2 separate regions of the Homo sapiens genome follow, and region 1 is linked to region 2. A link is a loop called in an ENCODE intact Hi-C map of the cell type or tissue named here. Cell type or tissue: GM12878. All regions are shown on one strand.

What was found. Peaks named below come from ENCODE experiments on the same cell type or tissue, not always from the same donor. Only the 100,000 strongest peaks of a DNase experiment are listed, where the experiment ranks them.
Region 1: it touches region 2 in a loop (4-fold over the local background); 12 of 110 quality-filtered maps call a loop at or near these places.

The regions. Positions count from the first base shown.
Region 1 is chr19:42,930,263-42,938,262 of GRCh38, forward strand. It overlaps PSG7 (pregnancy specific beta-1-glycoprotein 7), which reads right to left and starts at 6,945. Exons shown (of 6, transcript NM_002783.3): 1 at 6,751-6,945; 2 at 5,142-5,507. The coding sequence starts at 6,814. In GM12878, no CTCF peak of the experiment used is centred here; no DNase peak of the experiment used is centred here.
Region 2 is chr19:43,080,269-43,088,268 of GRCh38, forward strand. PSG2 (pregnancy specific beta-1-glycoprotein 2) reads right to left here and starts at 2,433. Exons shown (of 6, transcript NM_031246.4): 1 at 2,238-2,433; 2 at 613-978. The coding sequence starts at 2,301. In GM12878, a CTCF peak has its summit at 4,145 (motif pointing left); no DNase peak of the experiment used is centred here.

The DNA.
Region 1 (8,000 bases), 150 kb before region 2:
CCTGGAGGTCAGTTCAGTCATCAGGCAGTGCAGCCACAAGGTGGCGCAGTTTTCCCAGGTGTCTCATAGTGACTGACTTGAGCCAGTGACCTCTAAAGATAGAGCAGAGTCCAAGGAATGACCTACAAAGAGTGAAGGGGACAGGCAAGAGCTGATAGGTTTGGCCCAAGACCATGTTCCCTGTTCTGGGTCCATGATGCTCCCTTTCCCCTGTAGAGGGCAGGTGAGGACCATGTGGATCTTTCTAGAAATACATGTTGATGTTTGCAAATACAGAACTGACTGGTGGAAAGGGTGAACATGAACTGATGATGGAAGTCTGGTCCTCATGGACCATATGTGTTTGGTGGATATTAGACCAATATTTGGGAAGAAGTCTTGCAGATACTTTCTCTCATTAGACATTCTACCCTCTGATTCTGAGTTTGACTACTCTATGTACCTCATATCAGTGGATTCCAGAGTGAATCAGAGAGTAGAATAGTAGTTTCCAGGAGCTGGGATTAGGGGAATAGGGCACTGTTCCGTGGGTGTGTGGTTTCAGTTATGCAGGATGAGGGGGTTCTAGAGATCTCCTGTACAGCCTCATGCCTATAGTTCATACAGATAAAGTGCTCCTTATGCAGAAAGGTTAAAACAAAGTGTTTTCAATTTCTAATTTTTTTATTTTGGAATATTTGCAGTACATGTACTGGTTTAGCATCCCAAATCTGAAAAATTTAAAATCCACAATGCGCCAGTGAGCACTTCTTTTTAGCATCACATCAGTGGTCAGAAGGGTTGAGTTTTGAGCATTTCAGATTGTGGATTTCTGGATTTGGGATGCTCAATTCGTAATACTGTAATTTTCCCATAAAATGTTGTCAGGAGTTTAGACCTCAGGTTATGTTCTGACTCTAATAACAAAAGAAAAATTTGGAGGAAACATTAAAATGTTTTCATTAGTGGAAATTTTTACTGATGGTCCAAACATCTAAGATCAATTGCTGGTAGTAGTATTTCTCTTGAGACGAAAATGAGGTTTAGGTGTGCCGTGAATTCCAGCAGGATCACATTATGCTCAAAGAAAGATGCCAAAGGTGATTTGAATTAGCAGCTCCTTAAGTAGAGAGAGTCCCGTTAAAAGGACAGAACTGGTCAGTGCATCAATTACATAAAGAGAGGAAGGATGCCAAATTAAAAGAAGTGATGAGTGTTATGTTAGTAAATATAGAAAGAACTGCCTGCTTATAATTTCTGGGCAGAGTTAGGAAAAATGCGGAGGACCCCAAAACAGGTATGTGAAATGCTTTCTTCATTTTCTCTTAAGCTCAGGAAACACCACTAGAGTTTAAGTTTGTGTGAATTAGTAAGAGGCTAAGTGAGATGGCAATGGCTCGTGTGTCTCCCCACACGAAGAACTCCAACTTATGAAAACGGCATCATCATGAGGAAACAGTTGTATGTGGCACAGGCAGTAAAACCATGAGATAGCACCTACCTGGCCACCTCGATCTGGTCCCCAAACCACCTGTATTCCCATTAAGGGTATGTTACAGCCTTTGTAGTTGTCCCACAACTACAAAATTTAAAAATTGCTATTGTCAAAACAAAATACTAAATATGAAGTTGAAATGTTGTTCCACTTTTTTTCCCCCACTCTTTTTGAACTTTCCTGTTTCAGTTTTGGAAGTTTCTATTGACACATTCTCAAGCTAGGTATTCTTTCCACAGCTGTGTGCAGTCTACCAGTAAGCATCAAAAGCATTCTTCATTTCTCAAACAGCATTTTTTTTTTCTGAGACAGAGTCTCTCTTTGTCACCCAGGCTGGAGTGCAGTGGCATGATCTCAGCTCACTGCAAGCTCCGCCTCCCGGTTTCACTCCATTCTCCTGCCTCAGCCTCCCGAGTAGCTGGGACTACAGGTGCCCACCACCACGTCCCACTAATTTTTTGTATTTTTAGTAGAGACGGGGTTTCACCATGTTAGCCAGGATGGTCTGTATCTCCTGACCTTGTGCCTGCCTCGGCCTCCCAAAGTCCTGGGAGTATAGGTGTGAGCCACTGTGCCCAGCCATCTCTGAGGGATTTTAACGAGTTGTTGACTTTTGAGTTTGTTCAGCGTTTTACTTAGTGTTAGAACCGAGTGACAAATTCCAAGCTTGTTATATGCCTGACAGAAAGCCAGAAGTCTCTAGGAAGTGACAAAAGAATGTGAGCTCCATAGCAGGTTGAGAATGGAGTCACGAGTGAAATGGGTGAAATGAGCCCATGGGCTTTGGGAACTGCAGGCCCTTCCAGCCTCTGACACCCTGATGAGTCCGTGCAAAGATTACAACAGTGACAGCAAACTAGCGTGGCTGACTCCATCTGGCATCTAGTCTCAGGCTGGCTGTCCTCACTCATTCCTGGACATAGGCCAGGCTATCCTTGGGAAGAATTTGGTTTATGGTTTAACTTTGAAGCAAGAATGATGATAGTTCCTCCATAAAACTAACACCCTTACTTTGCCCAGGGACTGCCTTGGTAAAACTAGTGAAAGACCATGAGATTTAGATTATAAGAGGGAACTGAATTCTGCTAAAATGTTGGCACAGTTTCTATAATCCCTGACTGCTCCAGTGTCATTTGGCAAGAGTTTACAAAATTTGTAACTAATTGCTCCTATAGATAACATCACTATTGTAGAACGTGAGATTGGTCTTTTGAGATGTTTCTCATTCTTTTGCATTCTGGCAACCGGCTGACCTCATCTATACCTATGACTAATGGCTCAGCCAGTCATGTGGTCCCTACCTAGAGGCAGATTCAAGCACTAACAGATCATTTCCCTCTGCCCACATGATTCCATCACCAAACAATCAGCAGTACTCATTTTTTAGTCCTGTGCCCCTGAAACTATCCTTGAAAATCTCTAACCCCTGATCCACTGGGGAGGCTGATTTGAGTAATAATAAACCTCTGTCCTCCTGTTTGGCAGACTTGGAGTCATTAAAATCATTCTTTACTACAAATCACCATTTCAATATATATATATATATATATATATATATATATATATATATATTTTTTTTTTTTTTTGGTGTATGTATGTGTGCAGGAGGCCAGAAGAACTTGTCTGGCAATTATAAGAGTGGATGGAGGAACTGCCTATCCCTGTCCCATGGTCTTGTCCACAGGTCAGCCTCACAAAGTGAAAGAGCCCTGGATGGAAATACAGTGGAAGCTCATTCTCTTAGTGACCTGGGGTCATTGGCTCGAGATGAAGCCTGGCAGGAGTGGCAACTCCAGGTGATTTCTGCACCTTTCCTATTTCCTGGGAGGTGGGCCAGGCCACAGTGTTAGCGGGAAGGGAACAGAACAGTCAGCCTAGTTAGAGGGAGTGTCTGCGGAAGGCCTAGCAGTGGAGGAAGAAGCTGTGCAGGACAGGGCTTGCCAGTCAGAATGAAGTGGGAGGAAGATGAGGGACACAGAGAAGCAGAGAGAGGCAGAGACACCATGGCAGTGAGCAGTGAGGGCTACACTGACTTCAGTGACCCCAGGGACAAGGTGCCCCCATTTCCACAGTCCAGGACCAAGGAGCCCTGAGAACCCTCCGTGGCCAAAGAGCTTCAGAGTTACATGAGGTGGGGTGGCTTTAGGGGCAAGAGGTAGTGGGGTGATGAAACATGGGTGTCAGCCTCCGAAGGACAAGGGACAGGTGTGGCTAGAAACTCCTGGGATTCTGCATCCAAGATCCAGTCTCTAAAGAGGTTTTGGATCAGTCATTTCTGCATTCAATTCCTTTATTTGTTATGTGAGAGCTCCTGAGTATGTGTCTCTGGCTGGGCCTGTGCTGGTGCAGGGTGTGAGTGGGGAAAGAAAACAAGGTCCTCTCCTTGATCCTCTCATGACAGTGACATGGGAACTTTGGGAAACACAGGATTTCAGGTTCAATGATGGGTGTTAAGATCTGAGGGGGAGACCTGGACATTTTTTTTGCACTGACTCTGATGGTTGAGGCAGCTGATTTAGTTCTGGAGTGCAGACTAATCAGGTGACCACTTGCTCTCACTCCTCTGAGGTTTGGATGCCTAAGAAGAGAGGATTTGAGCCAATAAATGAGTATGGGGTGCTTGGAACCCAGTAAGCCCTCACTTCTGGTGGAGGAGAGGATGGGCCTGTGGCTGCAGACAGACCTCATGTGACCCTGATCTCCCCTTTGTGTTTGTGTGACTCTGGCTCAGTGACTGTGCTTTCCTGTGACTCAGTTTTCTCTCAATCAAATAAGCTAAATGGCAAATGGACTGTGGCTTTTCATGCTATCTGTGAATAAATGTTAAATTATTCACAGTCACCTGACCTAATGCGTAGCACTGTGGAAATGTTCACCAAACAGCATTTATTATTAATTTGCTTCCATGAGAAAGCACCTTTACGTCAGATCCCTGTGGACAAGCTGCTACCTGGTACATCTTCTCTCTTCTGTTTCTGCTTCTGGGGATATTAGACTTTCTATGGAGTGTCCTAGGCCTCCTAAGGCAGTTGGCTGATGGCCTACAAAGCTTGTCTTTCTGTCCTCTCCACTCTGAGTGTCAGGTGAAGAAAGCTCTGTCCTTGCCCAGATGAGGCTCTGAGGGCTGAGCCCTGGCTGGTGAACAGCTGCAGGAGACACAGTCCTCAGACAGCTGGAAAATTCTTAGTCCCAGTAAGCCCTGCCCAAGAAACCATAACCCAGTCCTGGCACAGGCTCCTCAGCTTTATCTGGAGCAAGGATTTAGGGACAGGGGTCTGGGGTTGAGGCTTCTAGGGCTGAGCTTCTCTGAGGGTCTCAGGGGGCCCCTCAGGCCAAGCCCTACTCAGTTTTCCAGGGTCTTTCTCAGGGTCAAATTTATGAAGAGGGCATGAGGTGCTTGGCTGAGACTGATCTCCTCCTGCTGAGTCCCCCCATCAGACTGTCCTTCCTCTGCAGCAAGTTTCTGCAGGGTCTGGATGTGAGAAAGGAATTCTGATCTGTTGAAATTTGTCTCCTCTGTGTGTTTCCTGCAATAAATGCCCAAACCCCAGCATGGGACATAATGCAGAGAGGGACACAGGCACAGTCCAGGCCTGACAATTCTGTGTGTGTGAAGTAGAAATGACCCCTGCCCCCCAACACCCAGGGACCATGTGGAATCACTCACGGTATAAGGTGAAGGTGAAACGTCCAGTTACTCCTCCAGTCCCATCACCTCGCTTTATGATGTGTAAAGTGTAGGATCCTGTGTCTTCCTGGGTGACATTCTGGATCAGCAGGGATGCATTGGAATATACTGTTTCTCGTCCACTGTATGCAGGCCCATATTTAATTATTTGACCGTCTACTATATATGATGTAACATAATGGTAGAGGTCCCTGATTTGTCCTTTGTACCAGATGTAGCCAGTAAGATTCTGGGGCAAATTGTGGACAAGTAGAAGAACATCCTTCCCCTCGGAAACTTTTGGTGGCTGGGCTTCAATCGTGACTTGGGCTGTGGTGGGCGGGTTCCAGAAGTTTAAAAGTGATGCTAGGAGGTGGAGAGAGCATCAGTCAATATTGAGACCTATGTGTTGGGTTGAAAAGATGGGCCCCTGGGTCCTGAGAAGGTCTCTTCAATCCTCAGCCTTGAAGACACACACACACACACACACACACACACACACACACACACAAACACACACACACACATATAAAAGGGGCATGTGTGTTTCTGTGTGTGTCCTACTGTCCTACTAGGTCAAGGTCAGCAGCATGACCCCCATTCCTTCAACACTCCTGACTTTGGCATTTTTCTGTTTGGAATCCTCTTCCCCAGGGGTCCGCACGGCCCCCTCCACACTGCCCTCAGGTTCTGCTCACATCAGGGCATCCTTAGACTTCTTTCCTGACACCTCCTTCAGAGAACCTGGGTCTTTCCTTTTTGACCTTTCCCTGCTCTGCTCCCTCCAGGGTTCTTGTCAACACCTGATCTCACATTCTAGATCTCTTTGCATGTCTGTCTTCCTCCCCATGACAGCATGAGCTCCGTGAGGACAGGGACTTTTGTGATCTTGGTCGCACCCCAGTGCCTGGAACAGGCTGCAGACTCCTGTAGATGTGAGAGTTCTCAGGGGCCTCCATGCCCTGGGTGTTTTTTTTCCTCCCAATTGTTGAGGTTTTTTGCTGAGGACAGTGTTTCATGCCCTGCTTATATTTTTATTTCAAGTGTCATCTGATATAGTTATTATTTTCATTTTTCAAAATGTGGTGACCCCTGAGGATTAATCAGAAAAACAGAACACTTAAGATTTTCCTACCTCTTACCAATTCCGGTTCAATGTGACTTTCCTATTTTGACCCCTGTCCCTCTCTGGTGTATTTTCCCCTATCCAGGCTCCAACAGAGCCTTCTTTCCTTTTTTTTCTTTTTTCCTTTTTTTCTTTTGGGACGGAGTCTCATACTGTCACCCAGGCTGGCATGCAGTGGTGCTATCTCGGCTAGCTGCAACTTCTGCCTCCCGGGTTCATGTGATTCTCCTGCCTCAGCCTCCTGAGTAGCTAGGATTACAGGAGCACACCACCATACCTGGTTAATTTTTTGTATTTTTAGTACAGACAGGGCTACATTGTGTTGGCCAGACTGATCTTGAACTCCTGATCTCTTGATCCACCCACCTCAGCCTCCCAAAGTGCTGGCTTCTTTTATTTTTTAGAACCCCATCCTCTCTAGGAGACCCCATCCAGTCACTCTGCTTCCTTTTCCTGTCCTCTCCCAGGAAGTTCTCTCCTCACCTGTGAGCAGGAGCCCTTTCCAGGTTATATGCTGTGTGCAGGGAGGGGCTGAGAGGGGCCCCATGGTCTCTGCTCCCTGCGTGTTCTCCTCTGTGGAGATGAGCCTAGGATCCAGAATCTTCCTGAGCACGGCTGTCAGCTGTGCTGTCCTTCCTCCTTCTGCACTGAGCCTCTTCCCGGGGCAGGAGCACTTCTCAAGCTCATGGGTGGGGTCAGGCCCAGGACACCTCTCTGTCCCCTCCTCTCTCAGTTCTGCCTCCTTGTCCCTCCTTCTGTTTTTCCTTTTGTCTGTGTTTCAGGTCCCTGGGAATTGTGGAGCCCTCTGCCTTTTTCAGCAGTGATTCTTTCACCAAACCTCAACACACACTTTGTGCAGACACACACACACACACACACACATACACACACACACACACACACAGAAGAGACACACACAGACCCACAGAGTCACACACATACCCTGCAGGTTGGGCAAGCGCAGTCCTGGGCCTCAGCCTCCTGCTCTCCGCATGGCTCTGGTTAGGGGTGCACATTCACGCCCTTTGGCCTCTTTCATCCCCATCTGGCTCTCCCCTGCAGTGCAGGAGGCTGAAGCTGCACCAGGTCCCTGTCACAGTGATGCCCCATTGTGCTGTGTGTGAACTGTGTGTTTCCTGGTGAGAGGGACCCTTCCTTTCTCTAATCGTATCTAGCTTGGCTGCAGCTTCCAAGGATGGACGTTCAGGACCTGGGTGTCCCAGAGGAAACTGTCCTTCCTAGAGGTGTGCAGGGTGAATCTCTCATGCCTCTTGGGAGGAGAGGCCTGTGCTGATTGCTCAGTGGGGGCTGTAAGTCCCATAGTCAAAGAGAGAGTTCTCGGTCACTCTTTGGCTCCCTGGGGTCTGGCGGCTGAGCTGGAGCTCAGGATTTCTCGTGTTCTTCCTGACCATCTTTGATGTCCTCTCTTATGTGCCCAGCTGATTGTCCTGTGGTCACCACACCTTCCCTGTGGTGGTGCAGGTGGCAGTGAAGAGTTACCCAGGAAACCCGCGGGACATGGCTCGTTGAGACACAGGAGGGGGAGCCTGGGACAGAGCAGGGGTTCAGAGCTGGAGAGATTCATCCTGACTTACTCCGTGGCCATGATGGGCTCAGCCCTCCATGTGCCGACATACCCAGGGGTCTGTCCTGAGGGTTTTGACCTGGCCAAGCTGCTGTGTGTAGAGGAGGAACAGGCAGTGGCCAGAGATCCTGTCTGCAGGGACGTTGCT
Region 2 (8,000 bases):
TCTCCACTCTGCCTCTCCTGTTTTGACCTCTGTCCTCTACACCATTGCCCAGATGAGGCTCTGAGGGCTGAGCCCTAGCTGGTGAACAGCTCCAGGAGACACAGTCCTCAGACAGCTGGTAAATCCTTGGTCCCAGTAAGCCCTGCCCATGAAGCCACAACCCAGCCCTGGCACAGGCTCCTAAGCTTTATCTGGAGCAAGGATTTAGGGACAGGGTTTGGAGGTTGAGGTTTCTAGGGCTGAGCTTCTCTGAGAGTATCTCAGGGGACCCCTCAGGCCAAGCCCTGCTCAGTTCTCCAGGGTCTTTCTCAGGGTCAAATTTATGAAGAGGGCATGAGGTGCTTGGCTGAGACTGATCTCCTCCTGCTGAGTCCCCCCATCAGACTGTCCTTCCTCTGCAGCGAGTGTCTGCAGGGTCTGGATGCGGGAAAGGAATTCTGATCTGTTGAAATGTGTCTCCTCTGTGTGTGTCCTGCACTAAATGCCCAAACCCCAGCATGGGACATAATGCAGAGAGGGACACAGGCACAGTCTAGGCCTGACAATCCTGTGTGTGTGAAGTAGAAATGACCCCTGTCCCCCAACACCCAGGGATCATGTGGAATCACTTACGGTATAAGGTGAAGGTGAAATATCCAGTTACTCCTCTAGTCCCATCACCTCGCTTTATGATGTGTAAGGTGTAGGATCCTGCGTCCTCCCGGGTGACATTCTGGATCAGCAGGGATGCATTGGAATATGCTGTTTCTCGTCCACTATATGCAGGCCCATATATAATTATTTGACCGTCTACTACATATGATGTAATGTAATGGTAGAGGTCCCTGATTTGCCCTTTGTACCAGATGTAGCCAGTAAGATTCTGGGGCAAATTGTGGACAAGTAGAAGAACATCCTTCCCCTCGGAAACTTTTGGTGGCTGGGCTTCAATCGTGACTTGGGCAGTGGTGGGCAGGTTCCAGAAGTTTAAAAGTGATGCTAGGAGGTGGAGAGAGCATCAGACAATATTGAGACCTATGTATTGGGGTGAAAAGATGGGGCCCTGGGTCCTGAGGAGGTCTCTTCAATCCTCAGCCTTGAAGACACACACACACACACACACACACACACACACACACACACACACACACAAAAGGGGCATGTGTGTTTGTATGTGTGTATGTGTGTGTGTACTACTGTCCTACTAGGTCAAGGTCAGCAGCATGACCCCCATTCCTTCACCACTTGTGACCTTGGCATTTTTCTGTTTGGAATCCTCTTCCCCAGGGGTCCGCATGACCCCATCAGGTCCTGCTCACATCAGGGTATCCTAAGACTTCTTTCCTGACACCTCCTTCAGAGACCCTGGGTCTTCCCTTTCTGACCTTTCCCTGCTCTGCTCCCTAAAGGGTTCTTGTTAACAGCTGACCTCACATTCTAGATCTCTTTGTATGTCTGTCTTCCTCCCCATGACAGCATGAGCTCAGTGAGGACAGGGACTTTTGTGATCTTGGTTGCACCCCAGTGCCTGGAACAGGCTGCAGACTCCTGTAGATGTGAGACTTCTCAGGGCCCTCCACACCCTTGGTGTTTTTTTTTTTCTCCCCCAATTGTTGAGGTTTTTTGCTGAGGACAGTGTTTCACGTCCTGCTTATATTTTTATTTGAAGTGTCATCTGATATAGTTATTATTATCATTTTTCAAAATGTGGCCCCTGATGATTAATCAGGAAAACAGAACACTTAAGATTTTCCTACCTCTTACCAATTCCAGTTCAATGTGATTTTCCTGTTTTGACCCCTGTCCCTCTCTGGTATATTTTCCCCTATCCAGGCTCCAACAGAGCCTTCTTTCCTTTTATTTCTTTCTTCTCTCTTTTTTTTTTTTTTTTTTTTTTTTTTTTTTTTTTTTGAGACGGAGTCTCGTACTGTCGCCCAGGCTGGTATGCAGTGGCGCTATCTCGGCACGCTGCAACTTCTGCCTCCTGGGTTCACGTGATTCTCCTGCCACAGCCTCCTGAGTAGCTGGAATTACAGGAACACACGACAATACCTGGTTAATTTTTTGTATTTTTAGTAGAGACAGGGCTACACTGTGTTGGCCAGACTGACCTTGAACTCCTGATCTCGTGATCCACCCACCTCAGCCTCCCTAAGTGCTGGCTTCTTTCATTTTTTAGAACCCCATCCTCTCCAGGAGACCCCATCCAGTCACTCTTCTTCCTCCTCCTGTCCTCTCCCAGGAAGTTCTCTCCTCACCTGTGACCAGGAGCCCCTTCCATTTGATGTGCTCTGTGCAGGGAGGGGCTGAGAGGGGCCCCATGGTCTCTGCTGCCTGTGTGTTCTCCTCTGTGGAGATGAGCCTAGGATCCAGAAACTTCCTGAGCACGGCTGTCAGCTGTGCTGTCCTTCCTCCTTCTGCACTGAGCCTCTTCCTGGGGCAGCAGCAATTCCCAGGCTCATGGGTGGGGTCAGGCCCAGGACACCTCTCTGTCCCCTCCTCTCTCAGTCCTGCCTCCTTGTCCCTCCTTCTGTTTTCCTTTTGTCTGTGTTTCAGGTCCCTGGGGATTGTGGAGGCCTCTGCCTTTTTCAGCAGTGATTCTTTCACCAAACCTCAACACACACTTTGTGCAGACACACACACACACACACACACACACACACACAAAAGAGACACACACCGACCCACACAGTGACACACATACCCTGCAGGTTGGGCAAGGACAGTCCTGGGCCTCAGCCTCCTGCTGTCCCCATGGCCCTGGGTCGGGGTACACATTCACGACCTTTGCCCTCTTTCATCCCCATCTGGCTCTCCCCTTCAGTGCAGGAGGCTGGAGCTGCACCAGGTCCCTGTCACAGTGATGTCCCATTGTGCTGTGGGTGAGCTGTGTGTTGCCTGGTGAGAGGGACCCTTCCTTTCTCTAATCGTGTCTAGCTTGGCTGCAGCTTCCAAGAATGGACATTCAGGACCTGGGTGTCCTAGAGGAAACTGTCCTTTCTGGAGGTGTGCAGGGTGAATCTCTCATGCCTCTTGGTAGGAGAGGCCTGTGCTGGTTGCTCAGTGGGGGCTGTGAGTCCCGTAGTCAAGGGGAAGTTCTCGGTCACTCTCTGACTCCCTGGGGTTTGGCTGCTGAGCTGGTGCTCAGGGTTTCTCATGTTCTTCCTGACCATCTTTGATGTCCTCTCTTCTCTGCCCAGCTGATTGTCCTGTGGTCACCACACCTTCCCCGTGGTGGTGCAGGAGGAAGTGGGGAGTTACCCAGGAACCCCGCGGGACATGGCTTGTTGAGACGCAGGAGGGGGAACCTGGGACAGAGCAGGGGTTCAGAGCTGGAGAGATTCATCCCGACTTACTCCGTGGCCATGATGGGCTCAGCCCTCCATGTGCTGACATACCCAGGGGTCTGTCCTGAGGGTTTTGACCTGGCCAAGCTGCTGTGTGTAGAGGAGGAACAGGCAGTGGCCAGAGATCCTGTCTGGAGGGACATTGCTCACACCTGAGAGGGCAGGTGGGGGTGAGTTGTGTTCTGGGAGCAAAGAGCAATAACACCCCTCATCTCCCCGCAAGGACACAAGAGAGGTCTGTCTTCCCAAGGGACAGCTGGGGGCAGGTGGCCCCATCCCGGATGGTACCTGTGTGTGACCATCACATGCGCTCTGAGCCCCGCGCGGTGCAGCGGGCAGGGAGGTCACAGGGTGCCTGGCTGATTCCCGGGGAGGCTGTGGGCCCTCAGGCAGCCGCTGTTCTGTGTCAGCTCTAGGCTTGGCCTGGGATGCCCCAGAGAACAGGACAGATGGAGCAGGGGTGGGCATTTAGGGAGCAGTGACAGAAAGAGTTGATGAGGATGGAGGGAGGTCAGGAGGGGAAAGCTCCCAGTGTAGTGTCGCGTGCACCAGCGCTGCCCTGGGAGATGCCTTTAGCTGGGCCCAGGGAAGGAGCAGGTGTGTGGGGCAGGAGCTCCCTGCAGAGGGAGTGGTGTTAGGTTGGCGGCAGCCAAGGCAGGGAGGAGCTGACAGAGTCCGTGTGGGGAGCATGGAGGGCGCTGAGGACTTAGGCCCAAGTGACCCTGGTGAGGGTGGACACTGCTGGGCTGTGGGTTCCGCTGAGGGAGGTTGGCATCCCCTGGGAAGGCTCCAGGCTGGGAGGGACTCTGTCGCCCTCTTGTGGACAGGGAGGGAAGTGTGAACGGCAGCAATCCCAGGCCAGGCTGCATGTTTTATTCCATGTGGATCTGCACACTTCACACGAGGTCACACATATGTTATGTTACAGCTCCTTCACCTTCCAGCCCCGTGAGTCCCAGTCTGTGTGACTCTACGTTCACTGTTCTCCCTCTTTCACAATCAGATGTCCGAAACGCAGATTTTTGTCACCTTCTGTGAGTTTGTGTTTGTGTGCAGTAGGCGGCACTGTGTATACCCTGGGGGCAGTGATGTCTGGGGCTGAGCACTGGACATGGGCTTGGGAGCAGAAGAGGGAGCAGCAGGGTGGGAAGATCAATGTTGAGGGGCAGGGACAAGTCATTTTCATTTTCTCACTCCCAGGGACCAGAACCCAGGATTCTGACTCCAGGGCACAGTATCACACCCTTCTGGTGTCCCTGGATGTCGTGATGCTCATAGCGTCATGTTGCCTTGGCATTCATTTTTTAAGGTGTAAGTTTATTTGCCTCAAATCAGAGGCAGGGCTTGGTCACCATGGCAGTTTTCAATACTGTATCTGGTTCAGGTGGCTCCAGTTGGTGTCCAGAGATAAAATCTTAGAGGCATCTCTCCTGCTTGGTGTGCTGGGCTCACCTCTCTCCAGCTGCTTTCTTTAAACTGATAATTCTGACATTCGCCCTCACATTTAAAGTGACCACCTCTCAGTCACAGCCTGAGCTCCTGGTCCCAGTGTTTGCTGCTTGCTTTGAACACATCCATTAAAGCTCCCTGCTGGAAACCTGTCAGATAACACCCTGGACTTAATAAAGCCATTGGCTCACCGGTCTCTTTCCTCCCTGCCTGTGCTCACTGACCTCTGTGGTCTCCAGGTGTGCTGAGTGCTCCCTAGTGTGTGTAAGTATTAAAAATACTTACATTTTCACATTGTGGTTGTATCATTGTAGCCTCACATGCCATCCAGGGCCTGACATTGAGGCTGCCCTATGGGACCTGTGCTGGTTGAGCCCCTGCTGGAGCTCTTGTTTTGGGGCCTCTGGTTCTGCTGGGGACAGGAGCTTCCAACTAACTTGATTGAAAATCTGATGCGTTTCATTGAAACACTGGGTCAGATGATGTATTCATGGGCTTCAGCTGCCATAACAAACACCTTAGCCTGGGTGAATTAAATAATAGAAATCTGTTTTTCACAGTTCTGTGAATAATATGCTATTTTAACCACTTTAAAATCCACAATCAAGTGAAATTAACCACATACACAGTGTTAAATTACCATCACCAGTATTTTTCCTAGAAAATTTTTATCATTTTAAACTGAAGCTTTGTATCTTTTAAACAATAACTCCCTGTATGTTCCACCCTAGACTTTGATCATCTCTACTCTGTCTCTATGAATTTGCCTATTCTTGGTGTTTCACATAAATGGAATTATACAATTATGTTATTTTGTTTCTGACACATTTCAGTTAGCATAATGTTTCCAAAGTCCATGCATGTTCCAGCGGGTGTCAGACCTTCATTCCTCTTTATGGCAGATTAACATTCTGTTGTGTGTGTCACCATATTTATTTATTCATGTGTTGATGAGCACTTGGATTGTTTTCATATTTTATCTCTTGAATAATGCTGCAATCAACATTCCTATGCAAGTGCCTGTTTGAGTCCCTGGATTTAATTCCTTGGGTGTACACCTAGGAATAAATGTTGGGCCAAATGAGAATTCTATGATTAGCTTTTTGAGGAAAAGCAAAACTCTTTCTCCTAGGGGCTGTACTTTTTATATTCTCACCAGCAATGTATGAGGATTCCAAATTCTACATAATGCTGCTACTTGTTATTTAACATTTTAAAAGAATGGTAGCCAGTTTCGTAGGTGTGATGTGGTGTCTCATTGCAGCTTTGACTTTGTATTTTCCTAGTGACTAATGATGTTGAGTATCCTTTCATGTCCTTCTTGATGTGGTTTGCAAATATTTTCTCTCATTCTGTGTCTATTAATTATTTTCTTGATAAGTTTCTTTGATGTACAAAAGGCTCACATCTTGATAAAGCCCAATTTATCTTTTTTTCTTGTTTCTCATGCTTTTGTATCATATCTAAGAATCCATTGCACATTTGAGGTCATCAATATTTACCTCTATGTCTATTTTAAGATGTTTTTATGGTTATAAGTCTGATATTTAACTCAGTGATTAATTTTTTAGAGAATTGTTTGATATGGTGGAAGCTAGAGTAATCTAAATTCACTGTTTTGCATGTGGTTATCTAGTTGTTTCTGCACTATCATTTGAAAGGAGAGTTGTTCATCCATTAAATTGTCTTGACACCCTCTTCAAAGAGTAATTGACCATAAGTGTGAGGGTTTATTTCTAGACTGTCAATTCTATCCCATTTTTCTTTATGTCCATTCTTTTGCCAGCAGCTTCTGTTTTAATAATTGTACTCCTTTGTGAGATTTCAAATAAGAAAGTTCAAGTCCTACAATTTATTTTGGCAAGATTGTTTTGGCTATTCAGGTGTCCATTTTTGAAAGATGGGGAAGCTAATGTTTCACAATTGGGAAAGTCTTTTCTGTCTTCTTCAGGGGGAAATTTGGGAGAACATTTTAAGAAACTTTATCTAAGTAGGTAAACTCTCACCACTTTATTTGCTGAAGTGCTATGTTAAAGTGTGCATTGCCTATTGTGGAAGAATTGTGAGACCCTGGAAGCACCTGCCCACGTGGTGAGAGACAGTAAATTCCATGATGAGGGGCAGAGAGGACATTGTTTTGTGATACAATGTTGTTGGGGGAGTTGTATACATCTCAACTTCTTTATGTCTCTATACAGTGGGTGTAGGGACCAGCCCCACAGGGTCAGTGGGTTTTTCTCCCCGTGTGCAGAGACGAGAAATTGTAGAAATAAAGAAACAAGACAAAGAGATAAAAGAAAAGACAACTGGGCCTGGGGGACAACTACCACCAAGATGCGGAGACCAGTAGTGGCCCCGAATGCCAGGCTTCGCTGATATTTATTGGATATAAGACAAAGGGGCAGGATAAGGAGTGTGAGCCATCTCCAATGATAGGTAAGGCCACATGTGTCACGTGTCCACTGGAGAAGGGGCCCTTCCCTGCCTGGCAGCCAAGGCAGAGAGAGAGAGGAGAAAGAGAGAGCTTACACCATTATTTCTGCTTATTAGAGACTTTTAGTACTTTCACTAGTTTGCTACTGCTAACTAAACAGCAGAGCCAGGTGTACAGGATGGAACATGAAGGCAGACTAGGAGTGTGACCACTGAAGCACAGCATCACAGGGAGACGGTCAGGCCTCCAGATAACTGCGGGTGGACCTGACTCATGTCAGGCCCTCCACAAGAGGTGGAGGAGTGGAGTCTTCTCTAAACTCCCCCAGGAAAAGGGAGACTCCCTTTCCCGGTCTGCTAAGTAGCGGGTGTTTTTCCTTGACACTGAGGCTACCACTAGACCACGGTCTGCTTGGCAATGGGCATCTTTCCAGACGCTGGCGTTACCGCTAGACCAAGGAGCCCTCTAGTGGCCCTGTCTGGGCATAACAGAAGGCTCGCACTCCTGTCTTCTGGTCACTTCTCACTATGTCTCCCCAGCTCCTATCTCTGTATGGCCTGGCTTTTCCTAGGTTATGATTATAGACCAAGGATTATTATAATATTGGAATAAAGAGCAATTGCTACCAACTAATGATTAATGATATTTATATATAATCATATCTAAGATCTATATCTGGTATAACTATTCTTCTTTTACATTTTATTATACTGGAACGGCTCGTTCCCTCAGTCTCTTGCCTCGGCACCTGGGTGGCTTGCCGCCCACAAGTGGGCATCTCCATTGGACAC